Regions from separate parts of the Homo sapiens genome. Here regions 1 and 3 are each linked to region 2. A link is a loop called in an ENCODE intact Hi-C map of the cell type or tissue named here. Cell type or tissue: A673. All regions are shown on one strand. Region 1 overlaps KIDINS220 (kinase D interacting substrate 220). Region 2 has its middle 280 kb from the start of GRASLND. Region 3 has its middle 360 kb from the start of LINC01871.

Region 1 (8,000 bases), 1.6 Mb after region 2:
TTTTCCAACCTGTAATCTGCATAAAATTGTGGTTTTTCCTGTCTATGTAATCCCCAAATTAAAATCCTCACTTCCCAGGTTCCAAACACACTGGAAAAAATACTTGAGAAAAATCTACCATGATTAAGCCCTGTTCACCCTCACCAATCCTCAGGAACAGATCCTGGTCTCAGCAGCAACTCCAACTCGAGGCACCTCTGCTCACCTTGGCCTTTGGATCTGCCTCTGAGCCTGGACTTCCACACTGGATCTGTCAATTTGCTGGTATTTTCAAGGAAAATACTTCTGGTTTCATTGCTTTTTTTCTATTGTTATTCTGTTCTCTGTTTTATGTCTCTCCACTCTAACCTTTATTATTTCCTTCCTTCTGCTAGCTTGGAGTTTAATTTGCTCTTCTTTTTCTAGCTCCTCGAGGTGTTAGGTTAGGGTGTTAATTTAATATCTTTCTCTTTTTTTAATGTACGCATTTACAGCCATAAATTTCCCTCTGAGTACTGCCTTTGCTGCATCCCATAAGTTTTAATCATTCCTAATATTCTTGTAAAAGTATTTTCATAACTATTCCATGAGTCACCTTTCCTACCATGTTGGAAAGAACATTAGCTTAGGGGGTCAGAAAGTAGACACTTTGTCTGCCACAGCCAAAGTAATAAAAGTACTAAGAGCTGAAGCTGTCCACATGCAGAAGACTGCATTAAGTACACAACAACTCTCAACAGAGAAAAGAACTTGCCAGAAGAGAAAAGAGGCATCTATGCTCGTGTGGTGGTCACAGAATATTCTCAAGACAACAATGCGAACAGTGCCAGGTGTTCTCACTGACACTCACTTTTCAAGGTCTACAAAAGTAAGTTTGCATTTTAGGCATCTTATTGAGTAACTACACTAGGAAACAACGAAGTGCTTATATATTCTGCAGGCCAAATAGATCATCATGGCATGCCTTCTTCAAGTGTGTTTGTCTATTTCTGGTTTAAAAGAAGACATTTGCAAGTATCTAATGTGTTTGACTTATGTGTTTAAGGACGGTGTGATTAGGGTTAAATAGTGCAAACCATAAAAGCACTTGTATAAGCTGCCCTGGAAACCATTGGCAGAGCTAAACAAAGTTATTATTTCACTTACTAGAAGAGTTTACTCGACATTAAACAAAAACTATTTCCCACCGAGGGTGTATATCTCCAAGATGACCTATTTGGCCAGAACATCAGGGCCCAAGATTATGTTTTTATATGAAGGAAGGAAACTTGTACGCATGTAATTTAAAGGATTAAAAAAACCCTTAAACTCAGTAGAATGTCATCATATACAAAAACTCTCTTTGGCTTTAAGGCTGCAATTCTGGCAACTAGATGGATGAAAAAACAATCAACAACCAGGGAGGGTAAAAGATAAAAACTCAAAAGGGGTATCTGCCTAGGTTCAAGTACAATACTGGTAAGGCACTGTCTTCATTCATGTCTACGACGTCGAATGTTCTGAGGAAGGTACATTTAGGGGCTCTGTATCCCTCTTCTTATATAAACTCTAACAGGGAAACTATATTTAAAAGTTATGAAGAATTGAGAGGGAATTTTAAGAAGAACGAAGTGGCTGAATACCTACTGTCTGCCATTCTCTGAGGCAGGTGCTTTACCTAGTTTATCTAACTTCTCTCTCTGCATCCCATAAGGTATTTATTATTTCCATTTTTAACATGAGGAAACTGAGGCTCAGAGAGGTAAGCAATGGATGCAACACCACCACAGACATAGCAGCAGAGCGGGTACCTGCTCCTGACTGCTTCAAAAGCTGCTGACTGCTCACTGCACCAGTTCAAACAGGAGCCACAGACATGGCTCAAAATCCCTCAGGTAATGACTTACACGTTTTTAACTCCTTAAAACTATAATAGAAAAGAATGCTGTTACATATTACATTTTAACAAATTGAAGAAGATCAACAAATAAGCTGTGCTCATAAGTCATCCTGGGTTTTTCTTTTAGTTTCAGTTTTTTGCAGACTGAAATAAAGCTTCTCCTCCATCTTCATGCACATATTTAATTTCCTTCATCATTTTTTCAGAATCCAGATCAGCACTTTTTTGTTTACAAAATTATGCAAACCAGTACACTACACAACAGCCTAGAAGCCTGAGCAAAGACTGTAAAAATGATTTAAAAATTGCATGACATGACTTTCACCTAGTCAGAGAAGCAGAGAACACTTCAAATAATTATAAGAAATGTGAACAACTCCAAGATACTATTGGTGATTCACCTATAAAACAATATTCCCAATCAATCTTTCAAGTTTCTAGATCAGATTAAATGAAAACATCCTGTCATCACAAAGAAAGTTTAAACACCGGTAACATTTCTGTCTACTCATGATTTAGGACTTTCTTAATGTTACAGTCCCAAAACTAATTAGAGAAATAAATAAATGTTTAAACCAATTTAGGATTGTAACAGTTGTCCACAATTCTCCAATTTTAATATTCTTCAGAATAGCTCATTTTTCTCACTAACTGAATTTGTTAGGAAATGTTATAATTTGAATCAATAAACTTGTATTAATTCTGCTTCATTTATTGGACTTTTGCATAAGATCTGGAGACAGGCTTCCACTGGGAGTACAAGTCTAAAAAATAGTGTATTACTGCATGATATTTACCCAGTTACAACCATGCAAGTAATCAGATATTAGTAATTCAGGTGACAAAGCAATACTTTCAGCTAGGGTAATGAGAGAAGACTTTAGTAAAGTGGTAAGAGAGGCAAAATAATTCATAACTGACTCCATGTGAAAATAGTGTCTATCATTAAAAAGCAAAGCCTGCTTTTTGGCATCAAGAGTTTATACTTGATATTTTAAAATGTTCCGACAAAAGTACATGAGATCAAATTTTCATAGCTGTTTTAGGCATCACTAGCAATATCATAAGTTGCTACCAAGTGATGAATTGTCCATGCAATTGTCGTCTTTAAGAAATCTAAAAGTGTATTACATTAATCATATATAGAACGCAAATGTTTGATAATAAAACTGAATGACAGGCATAGAGAAAGGAGGCTCTGAACTCAAAGTAGATCTATGAATATGTTTCAGATTAAGGCAAAATCTTTATTATGCAAGTTCTCTTAAAAGATTTAATGTTTAAAAAGTATAGAACTGAAGTTCTACAATGTTTAGGATTTAATATTTTTATATCTAAATGCAAATTTGTAAGCAGATCGATTTCTTTATGCTCCTCTTTTTTCATAGCCACTATTTTCCCAAAAGTTAATTTAAACTAATTTGAGGAGACAAAAGTAGTACAACACTTAAAAACTATGTCATATGAATAGATACCCATTCATTTGCCTAGGATCGTGATTCTCAGTGCTGAAAAATGTCCTGAAGCCATTTTTTTTTTTAACAACAACAAAAAAGGAAATTCAACCTTTCATTAAATTCTGACTTGTTTTTCTATGGAAGGGGAAAGCAAAATGTATTACATCTTATTTTTGGCCAAACATGCTAATAATGTTTGTAGTGAAATGCTCCCATCTTGTGGACTTTTTGAATATTGCTAACAGGAGCCACTTCTGCAGCATGGTTTTACACCAGCAGCTAGACATTTTCTTAGCATTTGAATTAGCTAGCATTTTTGTTACAAATCACTTTTGTTTATTCTTGTATTTTAAAAAGTCTTTAAATATTTTGATTTGAAATTCTGAAATCACAAACCTTTACTGGAAAAATCAACTTCTGGAAAAAGTTGGCTACTTGATCTGTCAAGGCATATGTAATTTTTTTGGTAAATTGAATTCTTTAATAATCAGACTTGTTTGAAAAATATAACTATACATAATGCTCTTACTATATTATAAAATAAACTGTAAACCTGCACAAGTAATAATTTTTTTTACATATTAAACATGTATTTCTTACATATTAAAACATATATTTCAAGAAATTGTCTTTGGTATTAGTTTCCAACAATTCCAAACACTGTAGAACTTTGGAATGTTCTATATACTTTTTCAATGTTAAATCTTTTAAGATAACTCGTACAATAAGGGTTTTGGATAATGAAGATCTGGGTTAATATACCTGAGTTTTTCATGTTGACGTTAGAAACACATGACTTTGGAACACTTAATATTTTTTCTTCATTCTACGTTTGCATTAAACACTGAAAATGGCATTATGAGAGTAAAGTCTGAGAAAATACATTCAAAATCAAAAGTAAAAGAAAACCTATTGGCTGGGCACGGTGGCTCATGCCTGTAATCCCAGCACTTTGGGAGGCTGAGGCGGGTAGATCACGAGGTCAGGAGATCGAGACCATCCTGGCTAACACAGTGAAACCCCGTCTCTATTAAAAATACAAAAAAAATTAGCCGGGCATGGTGGTGGGCGCCTGTAGTCCCAGTTACTCAGGAGGCTGAGGCAGGAGAATGGCGTGAACCCAGGAGGCGGAGCTTGCAGTGAGCCGAGATCGCGCCACTGCACTCCAGGCTGGGCGACAGAGCGAGACCCCATCTCAAAGAAAAACAAAAAAGAAGAAAAGAAAAGAAAACCTATTGAAAAAGTTACCTAAAAAAAATTATAGCCATATAGTAGACATAGAAATGGTATAAAGGCTTAAACAAACAGATGTACCAGATGTTTAAGTGCTAAATATCAGAAGTGATTTTTTAAAGCTTTCCACACAAAACCTAGCACAGTTACTAGACACAATTAGAACTAAATAAAGCATTTATTTGAGATTTTATATGTTGCTAAGTTGTTCGCGTTTTTCAACAGAAAAGATAAATTCAACACTGCAGAAAAATTTCTATCTGCTATAACATTCCCATTGATACCCTAATAAGTTATTCTAAATACTCATAGATATATCAATGAAAAGTTAAAATCTATCTGGAAATTAAAATATTTAGTTCTATATTTCTGGTATCTCAGACCCACTGCCTAGCTGGCAGCTACAGAGGACAGGCTCCTGGCCCCAAGAAACAGACTTGGGGAAGCGCAGTTACAGCTGTGAGGTCTTAGGTAACTCCTGCTCTCTGCCTCTTAGGGTTAGAAGTACAGGTTGAGTATTCCTTATCTGAAATGCTTGGGACTAGAAGTGTTTCAGATTTGGGAGTTTCGGCAGTACCAGCTGAGCATCCCTAATCCAAAAATCCAAAATCCCAAATGCTCCAGTGAGCATTTCCTTTGAACATCACGTCGGCACTCAGTTTCAGATTTGGGGGCATTTCAGATTTCAGATTTTCAGATTAGGGATATGCAACCTGCATTAAATGTGATAAGCTAGGTAAAGTGCTTAATCCAATGCATGGGACAGAATGAGGGCTCACATAATATATTAGCTACTACTTTTATTAGACTGTGCCCTGCATATAATAAATTCTATAAATATTTGTTTAATAAATGAACACAATTAAAATGTTTAGCACAACAGAACTGGAGTCATCTAAGTACATGGCCTTTTAAAAACAATTCTGACAACAAGTCTCTAAGAAGAAACTGAGTCTCTAAGAAGACTCTGAAGTGAGAGGAACCTGTCTAGAAGTAGTCAATCCAAAGCAACTCCACCAGAATGTAAATTAGTACAACCTCTATGGAAAACAGTATGGAGATTTCCTCAAAGAGCTAAATGCAGATCCACCATTTGATCCAGCAAGCCCATCACTAGGTATCTACCCAAAGGGAAAAGAGTCATTATATGAAAAAGACACTTGCACATATATGTTTATAGCAGCACAATTCACAATTGCAAAGATGTGGAACCAACCTAAGTACCCACTGACTAATGAGTGGATAAAGAAAATGTGGTTTATATACACCATGGAATACTACTCAGCCATTAAAAGGAACAAAATAACATATTTTGCAGCAACTTGGATGGAGCTTGAGGCCATTATTCTAAGTGAAGTAAAACAAGAGTGGAAAACCAACAACCATATGTTCTTACTTATAAGTGGGAGCCAAGTTATGAGTAAGCAAAGGCATACAGAATAAAATAATAGACTTTAGAGACTCAGAAGGGACAGGATGGGAGGAAGGCTAGGGAAAAAAAACTACATATTGGGTACAATCCACACTACTTGGATAATGGGTGCACTAAATCTCAGAATACACCACTAAATAATTCATCCATGCAACAAAAAACCACTTGTACTCCAAAAGCTATTGAAATAAAAATTTTAAAAAACACAGAGCAACTCCACCAGACCATGGCATTCATAAATGGATTATGAATGTAAGAAACCTTAGAAATGCAGCTGAACTCAGAGTTACAGGGAATGCCTTCAAAAACATTGCTGTGATTTTAGCATCACCTGACATAAGGCAGAAGCCGCCAAGTGTTAGGTGAAATATACAGTCATCATTCAGTCAATGTGTACTGAGAAGCTACTATGTGTCCGGCCCAGGGATATACTGGTATATAACAAAAGAAACATTTTACCCATATTTAAGCCTAAAGAATGAAGTATCTGGATGGACGGTATTCTCTTCAAGATAAAGTGAGGCTTCTCATCTACCACCTCCCCAATTCATGCCTTCCTCAATCCAAAAGTTATCATCAGATTTCTTTATTCTTTCAGAAATACCCACTACTGCCTAAATACTGATCACTTGTCTAGAAGCAAAAAAATTCAGCAATGTTTAAGAAAGTTACAGTTCATGAAGTGTATAGTCTCATTCAGGAGACAAATATTAAAGAAATAGCAATGCAAATATGTATAAGAAGGTAACTATGGCCAGTGTTATGAAAGAACACACTAGTACATAAAGGACTCATCTAATAAAGCCTCGAAGGATGGGGGGGCTTGGTAACAAAAGGCTTCCTAAGGCAGTAATATTTAAGATGAGACCAGAAGAAGGAGGTGGGATGGGCCAAAGAGAAGAGCACATGAAAAGTAAACAGTAAGAGGGAGAAGGAGCCGGAGCCAGGCTGAGGACACTGCGAACTCCAGCAGAAACCTGGTGCCTGAATACAGGTTTTGACCAATTATATCCTTTTGTCTTTAGAGCCCAATTTGATATGCACAGACCATCATTTGCACTTTATACTATCTATAAGTCAAAATCATTATTATTCTAAAAGCAACTCATTAGTTGCTCTCCTGCCCATGATATCTTTCCTACACCTAGCAGTCTTCAATGCCACAAAAATCACCTTTCATTCACTCTCAACCAGGGGTTTGTATATCAGAGAGCCAGACCATGGCAAGAAACAGGAAGGAAGGCAGTTTTTTAAATGATACAAAAAGTTGGCTATAAATCCATCATTAAAAAATAAAGAATAAAACGATCCTAAGAAACAAGAAAGTATTGCGACAGGGGAGACACAAAGGGAAATTAGTCTTATAAATTCTTGCAGATGTTTAGAATAACTAATTTTCTTTCAATACCCTGCAACAGGACTGTAGGTGAGGTTATTTACTTCCTAGCTCACATAGAAAATGCCACAATGTGCTATTTCTATAACCCAACTTTTATTATCTTTAAAAGACAAGGTTTCACTAGTCACCCAGGCTGGAGTGTGGTAGCTATTCACAGGCACAGTCATGGCACGCTGCAGCCTCCAACTCCCAGGCTCAAGTGATCCTCCTACCTCAGCCTCCCGAGTAGCTGGGATTACAGGCGTACTCCACCATGCCCGACTCTATTAATCATTTCATCTTTACTGTGGGATAGCCAATTACTTTCTGAACTTTTCATTTACCTTAATTTTTCCACCCAGGTTCATTCCTATTCCCTTCCCACCGTGAGAGTCTCAAAACAAGCTCCCTTGAATCAACAGGCTTCCCTAACTCAGGCCAAGCTGCACTGATACAGCAAATAGGCCCTGAAGCATCAGGGTAATGGCCACACATTTTTCAAGACCCTGCAACGAATCCCCATCTTACTCAGGGTAAAAGCCAAAGTCCTTACCATGGTCCTCCAAAAGGGGTCCATGAACCCCACTGGTGACCCGACCTGACCTCCTACTCACTTGCTTCACTGCACCCCATCTCACCACA
Region 2 (8,000 bases):
TATCATAGTATTTGCTTTACATTCAGAAGTCAGTTTTAGGTTCTTAAGAGAGCTGCTTGCTAGACCAAGAACTGAAGGTTGTGTGATGCTTCTTTTTCTTCCTTATGTAAAGATGTGAGTTTTTTCTCTAGGCAGTGGCTCACTGACTGGAGAGGGCACTTGTGTAACCAGGACAAGCTGTAGTTTTAATACATCAAATGTTTTGCATGGTGCAGAAGCCAGCGTGCGGAAAGAGTTTGCATCTGGGAAGAAATAATAGTAAGTTCATATTATTCTTTTTCAGTTAGCAATCTTGAGGAAAAAAAGCCTCCTTCAGGAGTTTCTGACCTTGTCCTTGGGTAATGGCAGACATAGATAATGATATGTGTGCAGACATTTGCAAGGGAAAGAGCAGATTCTCCAACAGAGGCCACCCCTGGATGCACAGCCTCCTGATGGCCCTGATAACTGGACTGTTGACCTACCTGAAATCCATTTGAGTGGATTTACAGTACAGTAAGTATTGGGTGAGAAGTTCTGATTATGTTCTTCTTCAGGATCCCCACATGAAAAGCAAAGCAATATGACATGTTTGCCTATTGAGTCATTCACATTTAATTTATTTAACTAATTCAACCAACATTTATTAATCATCTAGCAGGTGTTAGATTTTATACAAGGTGCTGAGGGCACAAAGACAGATAATACCCATACCTGTTTTCTACAGTGTTGCAATTAAATATGAGAGACTGACATAGAAGCCAAACACAACAATGCTCCCATGATGGAGATATGTGTGATACGATCAGGAGCACAGAAGAGAGTGAGCAGTGAAGCAATGCTATTTAGAGGAGGGCATAGCTTGCTGCATGTGGCATACTTTCTTATTCCAAGAAGAAAGGCTGGGTTGGGTTGAAAAGAGTCTCCTGTGGTTACATACTGCATAATCCTGGGTTTGAGAGGACATTTTTTTATCCATTGCTATCATGACTTGAATCCAGGTATTCACTGGACAATCACTGATGTGCATGTTTTCTGTGCCAGGTTCTATGTTAGGCATTGAGAATATATAGTTCCTGTCATCAAGGGGCCCATAACTTCATTGTAGAGATGGACAATAAACAACCATCGTCCAGCAGCTAGCTAAATTCAACATTGTTAGGGTTGAGGAGAGACCTCATGGGAGGAGCCACTAAATCTGAACAGACACACTTAGCTAGTCTGTGACACTTGGATATCTGTCTGGCCTTTCCTTCCATCCTGAAAATGTGGTTGACAATAGCAAGCTGAATTACAGGGAGGCATCTCCTTTCAAGACTTTAAGGACCATTAATGACCATTGCATAAGGACCATAGCAACCTTTACCAAGCAGTCGCTGTTGATCGCACTTACTCATATGATGGGCCTCACAATGCCTTCTCTTTCCTCAACAAAACACTGGAACCTGGAATCACATGTCTGTGCATAGTCCTGCTTTGAGTCTGTGTCTCTGCGTCCTATCAGACCATGTACGTCCTAACGACCAGGACCTTTTCTTAGCACCTGGCGCATGCTGTCTCTTCACAGCCTAGGCACCTATACTTGATCTTCACTTAGTTTTTCACTATTTCAATTAGTCAACCATATTTAGCAACTCCTACCATATGCTGGACACTGGATTAAATACTAAGGACACTGTAGTTACAAAATGAAGTAGTTCCTGTCTTCATGGAGTTGGCAACCCAAGGGGGAAGACAAGTAACTCAATGCCCAATTAGAATACAGAATGTTTGAAAAATGCACTTTAAGATTAAAAATACAAAACAGGTTTTCCTCCTTCCTAAGTATTATAAGATATTTTTATCACATTTATGACTTTTAGCAAGTTAATTAGAACAAAGAATAAGTTATATGATGTTATAATTAAATAATTGTGCATTTACAAGCTGACTTGTCTGAAGTCTCCTAAATATACATAATAGTAGAATTTGGTTTCAATAAATAATAGTCAAAGCAAATTTGCAGACAACCCAGTTTCATCTTTTCTTCCGACGTTGGATCTTTTAGCATCCCTAAAGATCGGTAGGATTTATAGTTGAATACCCAACTCTGCTATGCTTGAGAGAACACTGGCTCCACTCAGGAGAAGGGTGCTACAGAACTGGGGATCAATCTCTTACGGTCTCAGAACCAGAAACTCCAGACACTGAGATGCAGAGTGGCTGTGAGTAAAGAGGCCAGAATGATTCTTGATGAGGAGCTGGGAACCTGTAAAGGAATAAAATTATACAAGAGGGTACTCTTGAGTATCAGGGTCTTGCAGATTAATTATCTGGAGCCTCTTTCTTTAGTGCTATTTTACAGCACCTCTGTGCTAGGTACGGTGCCTACAGCACCTTAAAAATAATGCTGGGTTCTCGTAGTGACTGTTTATTTACTGTGTTCTAATACCTGAGCAAGAAATCGCAAGGAGCAGAAGAATGATGTTTATACTAAACTCCAGTTTGCTGTTATCAAAAATATGGCCTATCCCATAAGTCAGGAAAATACATTATTTAAAAAAAAACTATTTATATCAAATGCAATTTGCTGTATGGGAAAAGTCTTTTTTCCAATCTTTATCATTTCTGAATGTATAGTGCTGACTGTGGAAACAGAGAATGGTGTGACACCCCAGGATAGAGCCCCAGGAAGGAAGATCTTAATCAACGTTACACTCTCTGTGAAAGATTTAAAACCCAGAAATACAATACATTTTTTTCTTCCTTCCTTGCTCTCTATTTTTTTTTTCCATTTCTAGGCATTCTGTATTTTTCAGCAAGGGTGGTTGTGTTTCGAAGTGTGTGTCAGGAAAGCTTAGCTTCAGTCCACATGGTCTTCTGTGTTCCTGCTAAAACCTTGCTTGTATTTTTCTGCAATGCCTAAATAGAAAGTGCTCGTTCAAATCTTATTCAACTTCCTAGAAATAAAATATGAAAGTGGTGAGAGCTCAGTGCTCTCTGCTATCCAATGCAAATGTATGCAAATTTCTTCATATTAGAATCATTGTCTAGTTGTCATCCTCGCACGGGGCACATCAAAGCCATACGACCTGATTTTTGCACCTGCTGTTTAATTAAATTTACAAGGCAGACACACTCCCCACTCCCCGTGATATACAAATCCGTTTTTACAACCACAGATTCTAATTTACAAGCCAGTTGACTGCTGAGTTTCCCCATCAATAGCTGCCCAACTGCCCTTTGTTATACTAAGGATTAAAAAAGGAAGAAAATGGTGATTATTTGGGGAGATGTATTAACAGAAAATGCTAAAAGTACTTTCTCTGTCTTATCCAATTCCAGATTTTTTTAAAAGCTTTATTGATGTATAATTGAAAAACAACAAATTGCACATATTTAATATATACATTTGATGAGTTGGGACATATGTATACACCTGTGATATTTTTCTTCTAAAGACACAAAGGAAGATATGAATCAAGGTACTCAACATCACTGGAAATAGCATTTTTGCTTGCGTTGATTTTCCCCTAATCTTCATGAAAAGCACAAAACTTCAACCTTTTCTGCAGTTTGATGCTTTCAGTTATTTAGTATTTCGGGGAGGAAAAAGCAGTCTGTAAGAGAGCAAGGCCAGGGTGGTTTTAGGAAGGCTATAATAAGGTATAGGTGTTTTCTGAAAGATATTTGTTGTTTGAAAATTATGTACTGTGAAATTCTCCCTCGGCTTCTATCCACAAGGGATTTTGAGTCTTCAAATTGTATGTATCTCCACAAATGGTGAAAGAAAATAGTCGAGCCTGATTCTCACTCTTTTATGTGATTATTTTTTTCTTAGGCCATCATGGTGTTCTTCTCCTTCTTTACGAGCCGATGCACAGACGTGTATTTGATCTCCCTAAGAGACGGCTCAGAAGAAAAGCCAGCAAAGGTATTTTAAGAGAAGTCTAGGGCGGATGAAAAAATACTTCTTTGTCTCTCTCTACTAATTCATCCGGTCTAAGGACTTACGTGGAAAAATAATGCCTTTTCAGTTACTGTAGAGAAAATAATTTAATGAAAGTAATATTTTGTTCATCTTCACCCTGATACTCTGAAATCTTGAAGACCCTCAAAAAACATGATTTTTATGAAATGCTTAAAACATGTTATCGTCTAATAATGAAAAGTGAACTTCTGAGGGCCCACCAATAGGTGGCGCAACACATTCACCGAACCAAGTAACACTGCAGACGAGTTTGGAACAAGCCTCATAAATTAAAGCCTTGTGCTGCAACTAACTGTGAGACATATGGGTTGAGTCCCAGGCCTGCCCAAGAATAACTTTGAAGAAAATTTTGTTTTCTGGCAATACAGATGCTAACACACCACAGAACCTTTAAAAAGAATAAATATGTAGATGGTTCATAGCTTTCAGAATAATTTAACCTTCCCCCCCCCAAAGTTAAGATAGCATCACAAGAATAAAATAATGTAAGCACTGTTTTTTCTGTTTTGGAAAACAAGTTGGTGGCTCTGATGCTCTCAGGAATTATTTGTCAATTACTTTTTATTTAATAAGGTTTTATTTTATTAGTCCCAAAGGGAGAGGAAAACAGTGACTTTATCTTGAAATGAGCTAATCCTTGATGCATAAATAATATTTAAACAAAGAGTTCTATGTAGGAAAGTGTCACCGCCTAAATTTGGAATTGCCTAAATTTGTTTCTTTGTTCTGTGATATGACCTGCGTGTACTCAAAGGTTTCCCACTTGAGAATCAAACATACTTCTTACAAAATTCTCCATTCTATCATGGAAGAGGCCAGTCATCACACTAGAAGAGATGTCACAGCTTCTGAAAATCAGGATTTACAAAGCAATTAATTTTTGCTAAAAGTTGAAGCTATATTTTTAAGATAATAGCATGTAAATTATAAGTAAACCTTTCACCTTAAAACTTAGGTTTTATTTAAAAACGGACTGTTTACAAAAGTCTTGGAGTCAGAGTGTGATTGTTGGATGTCGTGCTGGTTGACATTACTCTTGATATATGGACCCGCTCAGCTAAGGGTAGAAACTTAGAGAAATGCAAGCAAAACACATGGAGTTGTTCATAAAAGAATAGTGATGAATATAAATGTCAGGTTCCATTGACTAATACAACATTTCTGCAAAGGGAAGGGCGCTAGAAAGAACTTAGGATAAAATCAGCTCTGAAACAGATTTATTTGTTGCCTTAGAAAGACAGAGAAGGACAGAAAAAAAAAGGTTTTTATTTATCCTTACACCCAATAGAATCAGTGCATTTTGCTGCCCTGAAATTCTACTCAGTAGCTGAATAGATTGAATAAGACCATCTCTAGTATGTTTCAGTATATAAACAAGTAGTGTTTCTGCAAAGAAAACATTTGCAAGTGATTTATAAGATGAAATGAAACTATTATGGTTAGTTATTGTTTTTGTTTCAATATCTTCTCAAATGCAAAAGGAAAAAATGGAAACCAAAATTTAGGCTTACTTTGTGCTGGGTGTGATATTAGTCATTAATTTGTGACAGACAGATATAAAATTGAGGAAAGGCTAAAAAATATGTAACCCTCAACCCCAGAGCAGGGATTACAATTATAAATCACTTTTAATTACTAGATTTTGATGTCCTTAACATTGTTTTTATTTATTTATTTATTTATTTTTGAGACAGGGTCTCACTCTCTCACCCAGGCTGGAGTGCAGTGACATGATCTGGACTCACTGCGACCTCCACCGCCTGGGTTCAAGTGATCCTCCCACCTCACCCTTCTGGGTAGCTGTGACCACAGATGTGTGCCAACGTGCCTGGCTAAGTTTTTTTATTTTTTATTTTTAGTAGAGGCGGAGTTTCACGAAGTTGCCCAGGCTGGTCTTGAACTCCTGAGCTCAAGTGATCCACCTGCCTCAGCCTCCCAAAGTGCTGATATTACAGGTGTGAGCCACCGAGCCCAGCACAAACATTACATTTTGTATTTCTTGTGCCAAGCACCAAGCCTGAAACAATAAAAAATCATTAGTATGTTCATTGTCCCTGCTATTTTATTTTTATTCATTATATTTTGGTTGATGAAAGAAATGATGTGATTTCTAGGTCCTAATCACTGTGGGGGTGTGGGTGTTAGGGAAGAGGCTGACAGGGAAAACGTGGCCCTTTTTTTTCTTATGGAGCTAATACTTTAATTGTAGACAGATGTATACACGTGTAATGCTGACAAAGTCAACTGTCCTTAGCTGTTTGATCATCATTTTTTTTTCATTTGCGAAGTGGAGCTATTATAAAAGAACTTCTGCACACAGTTGGGAGGAGTAAATAAAACAGGATCCAGCTCACAGTGTGCCTCCACTGAACTCCCGTGGATGAGGCATCACCACATGTGGGGACATCCCAGCTGCTCTGTGCAACTATCTCACCACCTCCCTGAGTCACCATGGCAGCCTGATGGGGTGCCACCAATATCAGCTCCATTTTACAGATGAGGACAGGAGGACTCCTTCTTATGTTTCCTTGTATTCACTATATAAGTCGTATTGACAGTGTTCACCAACTGTCCATGCCTCTTCAGATTCCAAGCTCCTTCCCACAGCAGACCAGGCCCTACTCATATGGCCAACCCCATCCTGCCATCGCCCCTGCAATCTGTGCCCCAGCCACAGAACATCTTCCGTTCTGACCGGCTGGTGCTCTCTTATCTTTCAGAACATGCCTGTCCTTCAGGCATGCTCTCTTAGGGGATAGAAGCTTCTCTGAATCCATCCCTTTCCATCTTGGTTTAGTACAGATAAGTCATCCCCTTGTGGCTAGCTGCTATGGCCAAGCAGAGAGGACAGTACACCATGTTCGCAGTCCATCAGCAAGGACGGCCATGAGACACGGAGGAATCCGTGAATAGCTAAGCTTGTGGCAGGCGTGAGTGCAGGCTACAGCGTGGCCAGGAAAATTGATGCACTGCACTGTGCCAGAGGCATGCTGCTCTCCACACCAATCAACACGGGAGGACACGCAAGGAAGGACTCCCAGGGGTTCAGGCACACAGCTGGGCTTCCTTTGTGCCTCCTCTCCTGTGGAATTCATCTTCATAACCCTAACTAAGGGGATGCTCAAACACAATAGCATAAAGTTCCAGAAACTCAGATGCAACAGAAAGGAAGGCAGTGGAAACCCCGATATTTTGTTGTTGTTGTTTATTCAGCACAAGGCATGATTACCTGGTATTTGGTGTGACAATGTATGAAAAGGCCTCTTACATCATCAAAATGGGATACAAACCCTTGCTGTGTCTTTAACTAACTAAGGAAGTCACTTGCAAACTTTACCACAACATTGCCTCAACCATAAAGTGAGATGATAGCTGTCCATCCAACTTCCTAGGATGTTGGGAAATCTGCTCGGGCAAGACCTGCTAAAGCTCCTTGTAGACTACAACTTGGGGAGCAAATATCAGCGATTATGATGAGGCTGACTCGGACTCCACCCTGTGGGATGTAATCACTGAAAGTGGCAGACACCTTCTTATCATAGTTCCCCGGCGATACTCAGCAGAGAACACATTATAGTGATTCCCAGAAAATACACGTTTGGCTTTTTAGGCAGAGTCAAGCCAATTGGCTGTGAGATCATTCAGAAGGATGAGGAAACTCCTCCATCTGTGCAGGCTCTATGGGCAGTCATGGAGTGGGGAGCTTCCTGTTTCCAAGGCACTGGCCAAGACTGCTTCTCTGGGAAGGGGAGACTAAAAGGCTGGTGCCCCCGTTGTCAGCTGGGGACAAGCAGGAAACTTCATTGCTTCTGGCTCCATCCAGCTGCTGCAAAGTCAGCCTCACGGACAGCGGTGATGACCCTGGGTTATAGCTCACAAGTGACATGTTCACCCATCAGCACCAGGTCTGCTGTAAAATAATGAGGGGTGTTTCTACACTCAGGACTTTTCGAATTTCCCCAAATCCTTCTGCAATGGAATCTTCTTTTGCTCTTGACATACACGTGCTTGTGAGGTGAGCTGCGAGCTGAAACACGGGTCCTAGCTAGAG
Region 3 (8,000 bases), 160 kb after region 2:
GAGACTCATGATTGTGGTTTTTGTTTGTTTGTTTGTTTTGCATCTGGACAATCTCTGTAGACACTGCATTCTCCAGGTAGTCTTCAAAGCCAATGCACAGAATCCGAAGATACAGGTCATGCAATAGGCTCCACCCAGTAAGGCATAGTAGCACTCATGGGATCCACAGCATTCATGGAGTACAGATGTGGGGGTTGTGAGCAGTTTGGGGACTAGAATGCTCTCAAGTATACACCTTTAGGAAACTAGGAGCTTTAACAATTCTGGGTCCCATTCCCTTGGCACAGTGAAGTTAAAAAGAGAGCACACTTTAAAGCAAATCATGGTTCAGAGCAGTGGAGAAATGAAACATGGACTTGGCCCTAGAAAGAACTGGGCACAAATGCTGACTCTACCGCCTACTGGCTATGTCACAGGACAAGGGATCTGACCTCCCTGAGTCTTTATTTCTCTGTGTAAACAATGGACCCAATCCTATTAATTTCAGATAACTGCATGGAGAACTGCATGACCATAGGGTAAGAGGCAAGTGCACACATGTTATGGAGAGAATCTTCAATAAGGGGTGTCTTATAGCACTGCTAAGTTCAGTGGCCACATGAGAACTTATTTGAATGATGACCGACTGTTAACCCGTCAACTAGTGGGATCTACCCTGATGGCTCTGGGGCCAGCAGCTACTAAACTTACACCAGAGTGTATGTGAACAAAGACTAATTTGTAATTTGTGCAATTTAGTGTTCACATCCTCCAGAGACATAGCTGAGGTTTGTGCTATGGCTGCCAAGCACTGCCATTTATTCCTGCTGCAGCTAGAGCTGGGGCAGAATCCAATCTCATCACAAGTACTTTAGATTCCTTGGAAGAAAGGGTTTCTGTTGAATATTAATATAAACTGTTATTATAGATACCCGCCAAAGTCGCCTTTTTATTTTGTATCTCATCAGAGGTTGTAAAATAAAACCTTCCAGGAAATATGCAGTTGATTGGCTTTGTTTCATTCCAACAATGATTTGCAAAATTGGGACTTCAATCTTCTTGGATGTGTACATTTATATACCTGACATCACATACCAGAGAGAGTTAGGCTGGGTAAATAGGCTTCCATTTAACCCTGGGTCACTAATGCTTTTCCACTGGCATGATGCATGATGAAGGGATGAGTGGGCTGAAGTCAGACATAGCTTCAAATATGTGAGCTTTGTTGGCCTTGGGATGTCTGGGCATTTGAAGGAAAGTTTGCGCAAAGGGAAAGTTCTCCTTCCATCTCCTTTCATTTCCACTGCTGGGGTTAGGCTCTTTTTCTTCTTTTCCTCTGTGTTTGCAACACATTGTCTTTCCTTTGCCATCTGGCTGTGTTCTCTACTATTGTTCCCTGGCCTGGAGATTCTCTCGGCTCTGTCGACAGCTCCTTCTTCTTGTTTGCTGTGTGTGTGTTTGTCTTTCTGGGATGAAGTTTGTTTTTCAAGCTCTGACAGACTGGCAAGGCAAACAAGGTTGCCATTTTTGTTTTGTTTTGTTTTTATGAGTATGGCAATTTTTAGCCCTTTGAAAACAATCCGGAGACTTGGGAGGTTATAATTCGGGATGCCATGTGTATAGGCATACATTCAGAGCTTATTGTGGCTGAGGAAACGAACTGAGGAAAGGAGGTGGAAGACAGATTAATGTGGATGATTTATAAATTGTAAAGGGACCAAGCTCCTGACAGAACTAAAAGATGAAACAGCAGAAAGGGAAGGAATTTTAGAGAATATTTTGAAAAGTTAATGTTGAAGAATATGTTTATGTCTGTATATACATATGTATATAGAGTGCATAAATAAACATTGCATCTCACACATACACTTACCTCCTGCTTATATATGTCAGGCTTCTGGCAACCTCATTCTTTTAGAATCCACAGGAGTAAAGACAAAAGGGTCCCTGAATGTGGTAAATAGTGATCTCAAAGTTATGCCGTAGGCATGGGACACACCTCTATCTCCATTTGGCAGATAAAAAAACCAGAGGGTCAAAGAACTTCCACAACTTGCTTCAAATGAAAGAGCTGTGAAACCACAGAGCCAAGGGTAAACTCTAGGCTTACTTTTGGATCCAGGTTGAACCTGGAGGCCTCAGTGTCAGAATGATCTCAAAAGGTGCAGAATCTGAGATACATCTGTGAAATCCCACCACTTACCTCTAGATATTAGCAGTTAGTCCCATGAGAAGCAGAGTTATTCAAAAGAAGGTCTTAGGACTGGGTCTAGGCAATGATTTTCTTTAAGGATGCATGCAAAGGTAGAGGTCATTTGGGAAAGAAAATTAACAGCATACCTTAGAGCTCATCTTTCTTTACAACAGTCCTCTCTTTTTACTATATATTTCATTCTCCATTTAGACATGACAGCTCTTTGGGAGTATGAGATGTATTTATTTACAGTAATTTTGACTTAGATCTTTTTACAAGTCTCATCTTTACCATCAGTTAGCTGTTTTGGCTATGAGGACACCCATATTTTAAAGGTGAACGTTACTGAATTCTCAGAGTCATATATCTTGCTTGGAATCTGATCACACTGCAAGCCTTCATCTTTAGAAAAAAACAAAGAGGAAACTAGTTGTGAAAGTATATTGGGGATTTAAGAGCTAAACAAGAGAAGATTATTTTTACTATTATGAGTAAAGTACTAATTTTTGCAAAGCAGTGCCAGTAGTGGATCCAAACCAAGCCTGCCTCTCTGGTTATGGCCTATGGTTTCCTGAATCCTCAAATGACATAAGAACATGTCTGAGCTTGAATACTCAACCCCAGACTTCCTAAGAACCTAGATTTGATCTGAAATTCACTAACTCCAAATGATGGAATGGTCTCCAACCAACACAGAAAAAAATGTTTCAGAGTTACTGTCTTTTGTTATAAGAGTCTACACCATTTCTGGTAGAAATTGATGTTATAAAAACAACACATTCAAATGGTAAAAGTGAGTCAACATGTTTGTAAGCCCTTTGAAGGCAGAGGCTGCTGCCTCTCTACTGCTTACTCAGCTCAATGGGCTTCAGTAGGAGGATCTCATTGCATGAAGTCTTCTGGTTTTGTGGAAAAGTACTTCATTGGCTTGTGGCGATGGTCCTGGAGAAAGATCTCTTCCTTCCCCACCCCCCTTTCCTGTTTTATACTTTTTAAATTTTCTTTGGTATTAATGAACAAAGAACAGTTAAACACCATCAGTCAATTTATCATAACTAACTGTTCCATCATTTGGTAATGAATAGTGTAAATGACTGGTAGGAGAATAATAACAGCAGTGAAGATATTATGAAGGACCTTTTATATTCTCAGCCATGTAGATGAAGCTACACGGTACAGAAAACTGACACTCCATTGAACACACTTATTTCTCAATGTGAATACCATATCCACAATAAAACAGAAAAAAAACCCAGGGCTGTCAACTGTGTTTTGGAAAGTGTTCATGGGAAGACACAAGCATAACATGGAGGTGTTAAATGGCAGATCTGTGATAAATAAATGTGTTATTTTGATGTATACGAGTGATAATTGGATTTTAAATTACCCAAATATAAAGAATAGAATCTATAGTGCAAGAAGTTTAGTTATGAAAAGAATTATTTAAAAAAGCTCTCTCAGCCTTACATACAATTTAAAAATACACACACACACACACACACGCACACACATATATTGGGAATACCCTGAGTTTCCATTTTCCAGTCACAGACTTCTCGATAAAGTATCGTGACAAGTTCATAAAGGATGAAATGAAATTCCTCTTAACCTCTATCTGTTTATGAAGAATGAGGATTAAACAAGAATTTCTAACCAATGAGGCATTCTATAAATTCTTGCTGCTATTGCTTTGTATATCAGTAGCCTAATATGCCATGGAGTAGGACTACACAGCCTCCTAGGAACATGAGAACATTGTCAGAAGAAAAAAAGGTTATGTATAAAAGTATGTCATTCTTTTATTCATACTTCACTTATTCAATGGATGTTGGTTAAACATTGTTATTTACCATGCACTCTTTATGGTATGGTTTGGCTCTGTGTCCCCACCCAAATCTCATCTCGAATTGTAATCCCCAAGCATCCAGGAAGGGACCTGTAATCCCCGCATGTCAAGGAAGGGAGGTGATTGGTTCATAGGGACAGTTTCCCCCTGTTGTTCTTATGATAGTGAGTGAGTTCTTATGATACCTGATGGCTTTCTAAGTGTTTGACAGTTCCTCCTTCACATGCTGTCTCTACTGCCACCTTGTGAAGAAGATGCCTGCTTCCCCTTCTACCATGATTGTGAATATCATGAGCCGCACCCCAGCCATGCAGAACTGTGAGTCAATTAAACCTCCTTTGTTTATAAATTACCCAGTCTTGGGTAATATCTTCATAGCAGTGTGAAAACAGGCTAATACACTCTATTTCATCCTTTCAATGAATTTTGTTATTTAATCTTTACAATAGCAGTAGGCGAGTGATACCAGCATTATGCCCATTTCAGACTTGAGGAAACTGACATACATAATTTGAGAAACTTGGCTAAAGTCATGCAGCCTTCAAATAGCAAGCCTGAGATTATCTCCTGTGAGTGACGTGCACGTCAGGCTCACTGAAACAGAAAATGGAGGGCCTGGTCATCTCAGGATCTGATTTGTCCTTGAAAGATTTGGCCTCTGTGTTTGGGAGAGTCTCCGGATGGTTATAACTTTGTGATAATAAATGGCTGATGGTAAATGTGGGTGTTATGATCAAGCAAATTAAGATAGAAAGCAGAGATGTGGAAATAAATTATTTCTATCTGGATACTCCATATGGATCTCAGAAAGCTTGAATACAGATAGAGGAGTTCTTAACAATGAGAGATTTAGAAACAGGCTTTGATCTTTTTCCCTTTCTGGTCAACTATGTATTTAATTCTTCCTAAACTTTCATTAAGTTTTATTGCATATACTACTAGTAGCATAAAGGTAAATTTGAGTAAACATAACCTCTGAGTTTTTATGAATCCAAAGTCAGGGTATCCTAAATACTAACAGTGTTCTTATTCAGATATTTTGCAACTAATGAGGCCTTTATGATGGTAATGTTTCCTTCTAGTAAGATTAAAGAATCATACAATAAAACAGTCCACATTTCTGTATGGAAAAGCTATCTTCCACTACAGGTTAGTGCAAAAGTAATTGCGGTTTTTGCCATTAAAAAGTCGCTTTTGCGCCAACCTAATATTATTTCAAACAATGGATGGTAACAATTTTATGCAGGCTCTCATCAATATGTGAAGATCATAAATGGAAAATAGATTTAAAAAATACTACAGGCAGAAAGTCAAAAAAGGTTTATCTGATTTTGCACTCATGACATTTAAGATGAGAGAAGTGAGGCCGAGCGCAGTGGCTAACGCCTGTAATCCCAGTACTTTGGAAGGCCGAGGCAGGCGGATCACGAGGTCAGGAGTTTGAGACCAGACTGACCAACAAGGTGAAACCCCGTCTCTACTAAAAAATAAGCCAGGCATTGTGGCACATGCCTGTAATCCCAGCTACTCAGGAGGCTGAGGCAGGAGAATTGCATGAACCCGGGAGGCGGAGATTGCAGTGAGCCGAGACTGTGCCCCGGCACTCCAGCCTGGGCAACAGAGCAAGACTCCGTCTCAAAAAAAAAAAAAAAAAAAAAGAAGAGAGAGAGAGAGAGAAGTGAAACCAAAAAGTTTAAAAAAAAAATCTAAAAATACCCAAGCTGGGCATGGCAACATGTGTCTATAGTCCCAGTTACTCAGGAGGCTGAGATGGGAGGACCACTTGAGCCCAAGAGTTTGAGGCTGCAGTGATCTATGATGGTAACACTGTACTCTAGCCTGATTGACAGACTGAGACCCTGTCTCTAAGAATAAATAAATAAAAATTAAAAAAATAAAAATAACCAAAAATATGAGATTGATGTCTGTGTGTAACCTAAATTCTAGAAGAGGATCTTCTTCCAGGTTATAGGAGTTGAAGAATATTGGCACATTCCTAGAAGGTGTGGCAACATGGCCCCACAGGACATGATTAGTAAAAGAAAAGTGACATAGGGCAGGAAATCCTATTCTACAAATATTTTCAGTTTTATATACTGATATTATACATTAGGCTGATTCTGGCAATCCCTCTTTAATCTGTCATTTTAATATGGTTGGTGATATTGAACAACACAAGTGAATTTAAATATTGACATAATCAATGTGGTAATGTGATTTAAAAATGGAGGAAAAAGATAATTTCAAAGGAAGAGACTCATGGCAAATGTGCCGTGGCATGATAAATACTATGGGGCAGGAAATGTGTGCCCATGGGAATCAGCATCAAGGACAATGAGATGAAAGCCACAGTTTTGGGTTGTCTAAAGTTACTAGTTACAGTGGCAAGATATGATTGCAAAAGCAAATTAAAATATCAGTTATCATATAGAACATAATGAGTAGCACAAATCCATCTTGGACTCTTATCTGATAAAAGTTAATAATTTATTAATATGAGGACGATATCATTATTAGTGGTTACTGTCCTAATATAGTAATTGGTAGAGAATAAGGAGAAAATCAGCCATTGCAAAAGAGTAGGAATTGAAATGAAAATATCTGAATCCTAGTCTTTGCTTCATCATTAAGTAGCTATGTGCCATGCCTTAACGTAGAATTAGTGAAAGTTCTGAAAGGTAGAATGTGAGCAAAAGTCTTTTAAAGAACTATAAACAAAACACAAGTGATTTTCACATCCAAGATTTTATATCGGGTATTTTAGCAAAGATATTTCTTTTGTCCTACGTATATCTCTTTTTTGTTTATTTATTTAGGATGTAAAATATGTACAGTAGTGAGGCATTGAAATGTCATTAAGCCTTGTGTTATGGTTTATATACCTTAAAGAAAAAGGATTTGAAGAATTTTACTAATCTCAGTTGCCTCTCAATTGCCCATGATGATTATCAGGTTTTGGGAGGGAACACAGTCAAGTTATCCAGTATTATACCAACCCTTAAGTTAAGAAATAAATCATAAATTTTAGGGCCAGGCGCGGTGGCTTATGCCTGTAATCCCAGCACTTTGGGAGGCTGAGGTGGGCAGATCATGAGGTCAGGAGATTGCAACCACCCTGGCTAACACAGTGAAACCCCGTCTCTACTAAAAATACAGAAAAATTAGCCGGGCATGGTGGTGGCTGCCTGTAGTCCCAGCTACTCAGGAGGCTGAGGCAGGAGAATGGCATGACCTGGGAGGTGGAGCTTGCAGTGAGTGGAGATCGCACCACTGCATGCTAGCCTGGGTGACAAAGCGAGACTCTATCTCGGAAAAAAAAAAAAAAAGAAAGAAAGAAAGAAATCATAAATTTTAATAAAAATAAAAATAAAAAACTGTACAATGACAAAAATCAAACATATCAAACTTAGAGGATTCATCTTAATATTTTAAAAAAGAGTTAATAAACTTAAATGATTATATTTTTGAAAAAAGTTTGAAAATTAATAAGCTAAGCATCAAATGTATAGAGAATGAATTATTAAAAAAATAAAAAATAGAAGGAAAGATAGGAAAGGCCAGAAATGAATGCAAAACAAGATACAATGGTCACATTAATAATGCTACAATGTAATTTCCTAATAAAAATTGATAAACCTCAAATAAGATTTAATAGGCAAAAATGAGAGAAAGTATAACCAAATATTGGGAATAAAAAAGAAAACATTGCTAAATAGATAGTAGAGATCTAAAATATGAGAATATTTTGATCAACCTTACATCAATACATTTAAACAAAACAGAGAAAACAGAAAACTTTCTTAAAATAATAATGTTCCAAAGCAGACTCAATAAGAAATGGAGAAAAAGAACAGTTTTATAAGCATTGAAGAAAATGAATTAGTAGCTCAAAATATTTTCAGGAAGGAAATGACAAGCCTAGACAGTGTGATAAGCAATCTCTAACATCCTAGGAATAAATAATTCTAATTATAGGTGAAC

What was found. Hi-C counts contacts between places; a loop is a spot of excess contacts. Peaks named below come from ENCODE experiments on the same cell type or tissue, not always from the same donor. Only the 100,000 strongest peaks of a DNase experiment are listed, where the experiment ranks them.
Region 1: it touches region 2 in a loop (9-fold over the local background); 22 of 110 quality-filtered maps call a loop at or near these places.
Region 3: a loop joins it to region 2, with 2.5 times the contacts of the local background. A loop is called at or near these places in 11 of 110 quality-filtered maps.

What each region holds. Positions count from the first base shown.
Region 1 is chr2:8,758,227-8,766,226 of GRCh38, forward strand. The region is part of intron 22 of KIDINS220 (kinase D interacting substrate 220); the gene reads right to left. Among named protein-coding and RNA genes, the nearest start is that of KIDINS220, 75 kb to the right of the region's middle. In A673, a CTCF peak has its summit at 3,555 (motif pointing left); a DNase peak (open chromatin) is centred at 3,525.
Region 2 is chr2:7,198,989-7,206,988 of GRCh38, forward strand. No RefSeq gene overlaps it. Among named protein-coding and RNA genes, the nearest start is that of GRASLND, 280 kb to the left of the region's middle. In A673, a CTCF peak has its summit at 4,144 (motif pointing right); a DNase peak (open chromatin) is centred at 4,183; H3K27ac peaks cover 3,163 bases.
Region 3 is chr2:7,359,843-7,367,842 of GRCh38, forward strand. No RefSeq gene overlaps it. Among named protein-coding and RNA genes, the nearest start is that of LINC01871, 360 kb to the right of the region's middle. In A673, a CTCF peak has its summit at 4,274 (motif pointing left); no DNase peak of the experiment used is centred here.